2 separate regions of the Homo sapiens genome follow, and region 1 is linked to region 2. The links are chromatin contacts, found by Hi-C or POLR2A ChIA-PET in ENCODE. All regions are on one chromosome and are shown on one strand. Each heading gives the region's core, a stretch centred on a gene start or an enhancer-like site at or near the end of the contact. The rest is flanking DNA. Distances are from core to core; before and after follow the strand shown. Region 1 overlaps ZNF644 (zinc finger protein 644). Region 2 holds the start of LINC01763 (long intergenic non-protein coding RNA 1763).

Region 1 (2,764 bases), core at 252-2,751, 130 kb before region 2:
TTTAGTGATCTATTGCACAGAATTATGAAATATAGTAATAATGCATGTATATTTTAAAATTGCTAAAAGAGTAGATTTTAAGTGTTTTACCACAAAAAAATAAGTGTGAGGTGATGGATTTGTTAATTAGCATGAATTAATCATTCTACTATGTAAGCATATGTCAAAACATCACATTGTACCCCATAAATAGATAATATATACAACTAGTATTTGTCAATTAAGAATTAATAAAATAAAAATAAAGTGTCTAAAATGTGCTGGTTTAGGTTTGTGGGGAACAAATGCAGTTAAAAGGTTTTTTTTCAGATTTTGGAGAGTACGAGCAAAGCAAGGTAAAATTAAACAGCTTAAGTCAAAGTTTGTATGTGTGTGGTGTTTGTATATGCCTTTATTTTTTATTGTGGTAAAATATGCATAACAAAATTTACCATTTTAAAGTGTACAGTTCTATGGCATTCAAGTATGTTTATATCGTTTGTGCAACCATATATAGTTTTAAAAAATATGCATTGATCTGCTAGGACTGTCATAAAATACTACAGACTGGGTGGCTTACACAACAGAAATTTATTTTCTCACAGTTCTAGAGATGGGAAATTCAAGATTAGGGTGTTGGCAGGTTTTGTTTCTCCTGAGGCATCTCTCTTTTGCAGAGAGCCTGCCCTCTGTGTGTGCATACCTTGTATCTCTTAGAATGATACCAGTCAGGCTGGGCGTGGTGGCTCACGCCTGTAATCCCAGAACTTTGGGAAGCCAAAGCGGGTGGATCACTTGAGGTCAGGAGTTCGAGACCAGCCTAGCCAATATGGTGAAACCCTGTCTCTACTAAAAATAAAAATAAAAAATTAGCCAGGCATGGTGGTGTGTGCCTATAGTCCTAGCTACTTCGGAGGCTGAGGCACGAGAATCGCTTGAACCTGGGAGGCAGAGTTTGTAGTGAGCCTCTGTCTCCAAAAAAAAAAAAGACACCAGTCATATTGGGTAAAGGCCTCATAAGTTACCTTATTTAACTTGATTCCTGAAAGGCTCTCGCTCTAATATAAATTTCTGTTATGTAAGCCACCCAGTCTGTAGTATTTTATGACAGTCCTAGCAGACCAATGCAGTTCGTAACATCTTTTATATAGGGGTGCTTCCAGTTTATCTCCTTGAGAACTTGCTGTCTTCAGTGTATTAATTTCCTGTGGTTGCTCTAACAAATTACCACAAACTGGTTGGTGTAAAACAATAGAAATTAATTCTCTCACAGTTCTGGAGGCCAGAAGTTCAAAATCAGTATTATTGGGCCAAAATCAAGGTGATGGCAGGGCTTTGTTCCTTCTGGAGGGAGGCTGTAGAAGAGAATCCATTCCTTGCTTCTCCCTGATACTGGTGGGTGCTGGCATTCCTGGCTATGGCCCATGTCCTTCCAGTCTACGAAAGCAGCATTTTCAGTTCTCTCTGCCATGTCTTCTTCTTCTTCCTCTTTTTTGGAGACAGAGTCTTGCTCTGTTGCCTAGGCTGGATGCAGCGACGTGATCTTGGCTCATTGCAACCTCCGCTTCCTGAGTTCAAGCAAGATTATCCTGCCTCAGCCTCCTGAGTAGTTGGGACTACGGGCGCGTGCCACCACGCCCAGCTAACTTTTGTATTTTTAGTAGAGACGGGGTTTCACCATGTTGGCCAGGCTGGTTTCGAACTCCTGACCTCAGGTGATCTGCCCACCTTGGCCTCCCAAAGTGCTGGGATTACAGGTGTGAGCCACTGTGCCCGGCCTCTCCGCTTGTCTTCTCATTGCCTTCAGTGTGTGTCTCGTTCTTATAAGGATACATGTGATTGCACTGTGGTCCACCCAGATAATTCGGAATAATCCTCCCTCTCAAGATCCTTAATTTAATCATATCTACAAAGACTTCTTCTTTTTTTTTTTTTTTTTTTTGCCATATGAGGTAACATTGTCAGATTTCAGGGATCAGGGTGTGGAAGTCTTTTGTGGGGCAATAGTTCAGCTTATCCCACTCAGTCGTTTATAATAGACTTTTAATGTTCTTACTTTTATTTTATAGTTTAGTTTTTAACAGGCCCCCATGTCCACTTCTGGGTTGGTGGGAGATGATGGCATTGGGTGGCAGAGAAAATATCTCATCTTTTCTAGATACGATGCAGAAAATTCTAGGTCTGTGGTTCTAGGAAGGACAAATCAGAGATGATAGTTTGGAAATAAAACAGTTAAAGTAACCTAGCTTGAGAACAGAGGTAGGTGTGGTGGTGCTATTTTTTAAAGAATAGAGAATTTAGAAGAGTCACAAGCTAGTTTCAGGTATGGGGAGGAGGAGATATGTAGAGTGTGGGACATACTGAGTTTTCAGAAGTTCTGAAATATGGTAAAATTAGTAATGGTGGATATATTTTTGGCAAATGCATGTTCAGTGGATTGTTGGTGTAGAAGTCACTTTATACTAGATTAAAGATTAAATTGAAGATGGGGAGTATTGATACATTCTATTCTCTAGAATAATGATGCTTGGCATTTAGTAAGTAATCAGTGTTGGCTATTATGATAATTACTGTGGTTGCTCTAACAAATTACTTTGTTATATACTTTTATGTGTATATACTTTTATGTGTTCCAATACTATAACATTTTTGTCTTCAGCTGTTTGGTGTGTGTCTTGATATGTACATAATATTAAATAAATACTGATCTAGAAAGATGTGTGTTTTAGTAATTATTTTAATTATTGCCATTGCCATACTATTAAAATTAATGAAAACAATTTAG
Region 2 (3,020 bases), core at 244-2,743:
TCTGCATCTTACCTTCACACCTTGTGATTCACTCTGCATGAATGTCACTTTATTACTACAAAGGCATAATTCTAGCTGCTAAATTTTTTTCACAATCAATAACCAGTAGTCTAGGCTCTAAAGCTATGTTTTTCAGGCAAAAGGAATATCACTTGGATGCAAACTAGAACCCTTCTAAAAAATGATTGATAGGTGGTTCATGGATGACTATCTGATGAAAGTTTGTAAGGGGAAAAACTCAGAAGTTCCAGATGTATATTCCTGACCACTGAGAAGGAAAATAACAATGTCTCCATGGCCTGGTCCAGTCAAAATAGCTACCAGGCTGAATCAGTATTTTTTTTTTTTTTTTTTTTTTTGAGACAGAGTCTCACTCTGTCACCCAGGCTGGAGTGCAGTGCAGTGGCATGATCTCAGCTCACTGCAACCTCCATCTCCCCCGCTCAAGAGATTCTCCTGCCCCAGCCTCCCGAATATCTGGGATCACAGGCATGCACCACCATGCCCGGCTACTCTTTTATATTTTTAGTAGAGACGGGGTTTCACCATGTTGACCAGGCTGGTCTTGAACTCCTGACCTCAAGTGATCCGCCCGCCTTGGCCTCCCAAAGTGCTGGGATTACAGGCGTGAGCCACGGCGCCTGGCCTAAATCGCCCTTTCTTATTACTTTCTTAGAACTTTGGGCTATCTCATTTATGAATGATGGAAGAGTTCTGCTGAGGATTTCAATTCAGAAAGCAGGGTTCTCTCTGTGGGTAAACTTCATATCACCCAGACATAATTTCTACCGAACATCATCAATTAAATAACAAGAGAGGAGGTCAACACCTTGAGACCTGAGGAAGAAGAAAAAATACTTATCATTAAGTGTAGGATGCAAACATTCTATTAGAAGCTTAGAAGCAAAGAGTAAGATATTATTTTCGTGGATACAAGAGAAGACAGAGAAAGACAGAGGGAGCGGCCCTTACGACTGATTTGTGTTTACACAATAAGGAAATCTCTCCTCTGGGGTCTCTCCGTAGTTCACAGGGACCCTGCTTCCAGGGGCACGCGTGGCGAAGAGAGTCCGTCCAGAGCTCCAGCCCTCACTGCACTTCCCAGGTGCCAAGACAAAACATCACTGGGTGGGGAGAGAACTGTCATGAGGATTATTCCCCCGCCACACAATGCTGAGCTTCTCTCCCTCTCTTTTTGAAGAAGTGCGTTTATGACTGATCGCTCAACACCTTGTTGGTTCTGATTGCAGAAAACACACCTTATAAATATATGATAACCATCCTGTAATAGAGAGTGTGACAATTTACTTCACAGTGCGTTTCGGGCTGCTAATTGATCGTTTCAGTCCAGGGACGATTTGGAATAAATTATAGCCATCAAAAGGATATCACAGCTCATTTTGGTGGAAGGGTTTCCACGTCGCTTCGCGTTCGTCTCCCGGAGAGAGCAGATTGCACCCGGCGGGCGTTGAGGAGCGGAGGGAGGGGGCAGGGGAAAAGGAGGCCAGCGGGGCGGGGATGGGCCGAAGGGCGGGGCCGGGGGGCGGGGCAGCGTCTCCCGCGGCGGCTGCAGGTCCGCCGCCGGACGGTAGAGGCCTCCCTTCCGAGGAGGCGGTGCTGGGGCGGGCGCAGGACTGCAGGCTGGGGCTCCGCTCCCCGGCGGGAGCCCGCGCGTGGTTCCCAGCGAAGTCCCCGCGCGGCTGGGCCCAGCGTGAGTATTCTCCGCCCGCTGTCCTCCCCCTGGAGGCGGCAGCGCCCGTTTATTTGAGGTGAGAGTCTCCCTCGGGCAGAGGGCCCTGCTTGGGGCGGGGGTGCTTGCGTGCGCGGGGTCTCACCTCCTGCCCGAGGCTTCCCCTCAGTGGGGCTGCTCCGCAGGGCAGACGCGGTGACCCAGGGCGCTGCGTTCTGCGCTCCTGGAGCTGGAGGTAGCGAGGCGTGGAGGCGCCGTGGCCCCGTTGGGGGCTTTGTGTGCACTTGGGGCTCGTGACTCGGATAGCTCTGGTTCCCACGTTGCAGTTGGGGAGGAGGCTAGTGGAGAGACCCAGTCTGGAGGGAGCTGTGCCCACCGCAAACCCCAGGAGAGGGCGTGGAGAGGGCCGGCCCGCCGGGACGGCGCAGCCAGGCGATGCCGGGGTCGCCCGGGGGTCGCTAGGGCAGCGGGTGACGCGCTGTGGAGCGCGGCGAGAACGACGGCCTCTGACCCCGGAGCGCTCGCCAAGGCCACGCCGAGGTGGCTGGACCCTGCCCCTCCCCGCTGCCGGCCTGGGCCCCAGCCTGCCTCAGAGACTTCGATTTCAGTTTCCAGCAAAAGTGTGTGCCATTGTGTGGTGGTCGTGGAGGAGGGAGACCCACGCGCCTGTCTATCGCTGGATGGGATTGGAATTTGAAGAAAAAATGTCCCTACTCCTGTTGCGGGTTCTTGCCTATCTGGCCGCCTCCAGTCCCGCCCACGAGACCTCCAGCTTTCATTTTCTTCCTGAACTAAAGCCCGAGGACTGAGGCCCTTCACGCGTAGCGTAGCCCCCACCCCCGGTGCCCAAAGCCGGCCATCGCACGGCGGTTCTTAGCTTTTTAGTCTCTGTCACGCTAATACATGCTGTTAGTCCAGGTCAGGGATGGTTCCATGCAGGCGATTTTGACAGCAGTCATCATACCAAGCTATTAGGAAGCGTGATGTCAGTGCGTTCTGGAAGGACAGATAATTTATAAACCAGTTCTTGACATGGTATCTTACAAGGAAACATCTGAAGCCATCAGTAAAAGAGGCATTTTAATTCACACACTAAAAATATTTTGTGTTTAGTTAACATCGTGCAAATGTTGAAAGAGGTAGTAGCATTTATCATTTTGTAGGTATTTATCAAGGTACTCAAAAAAGTCCCTATAGGAAGGAGGAGGTTTTTGTCTTATTTCCATTCTGACATAAACTGAGGAACAGAGATGTTATGTAACCAAATAGTCCAAGTAAGTTAGTGAGAGAGCTCTATTTATGTGACCAAACATTTTCTAAAACTGGAATA

Evidence for each region. Hi-C counts contacts between places; a loop is a spot of excess contacts on that map. ChIA-PET counts read pairs that join two places held with the same protein, here RNA polymerase II (POLR2A).
Region 1: a loop to region 2 is called in a map of colonic mucosa, with 1.9 times the contacts of the local background. The contact joins the enhancer-like site here to the promoter of LINC01763 in region 2. A Hi-C loop is called at or near these places in 2 of 168 maps with a recorded cell type or tissue (cardiac septum and colonic mucosa). POLR2A ChIA-PET finds 5 or more read pairs at or near these places in 2 of 52 experiments (H1 and activated T-cell).

Annotation. Positions count from the first base shown.
Region 1 is chr1:90,982,639-90,985,402 of GRCh38, reverse strand. All of the region lies in intron 1 of ZNF644 (zinc finger protein 644), which reads left to right. Among named protein-coding and RNA genes, the nearest start is that of ZNF644, 38 kb to the left of the region's middle. Within about 2 kb of position 1,501, at least 2 of the 41 ENCODE cell types and tissues checked have a DNase peak (open chromatin) inside an H3K27ac peak, as active enhancers do.
Region 2 is chr1:90,850,232-90,853,251 of GRCh38, reverse strand. It overlaps LINC01763 (long intergenic non-protein coding RNA 1763), which reads right to left and starts at 1,493. Exons shown (of 2, transcript NR_146610.1): 1 at 973-1,493. It overlaps LINC02609 (long intergenic non-protein coding RNA 2609), which reads left to right and starts at 1,614. Exons shown (of 3, transcript NR_135038.1): 1 at 1,614-1,769. RefSeq lists silencers at 1,476-1,875, 2,166-2,285 and an enhancer at 2,069-2,569.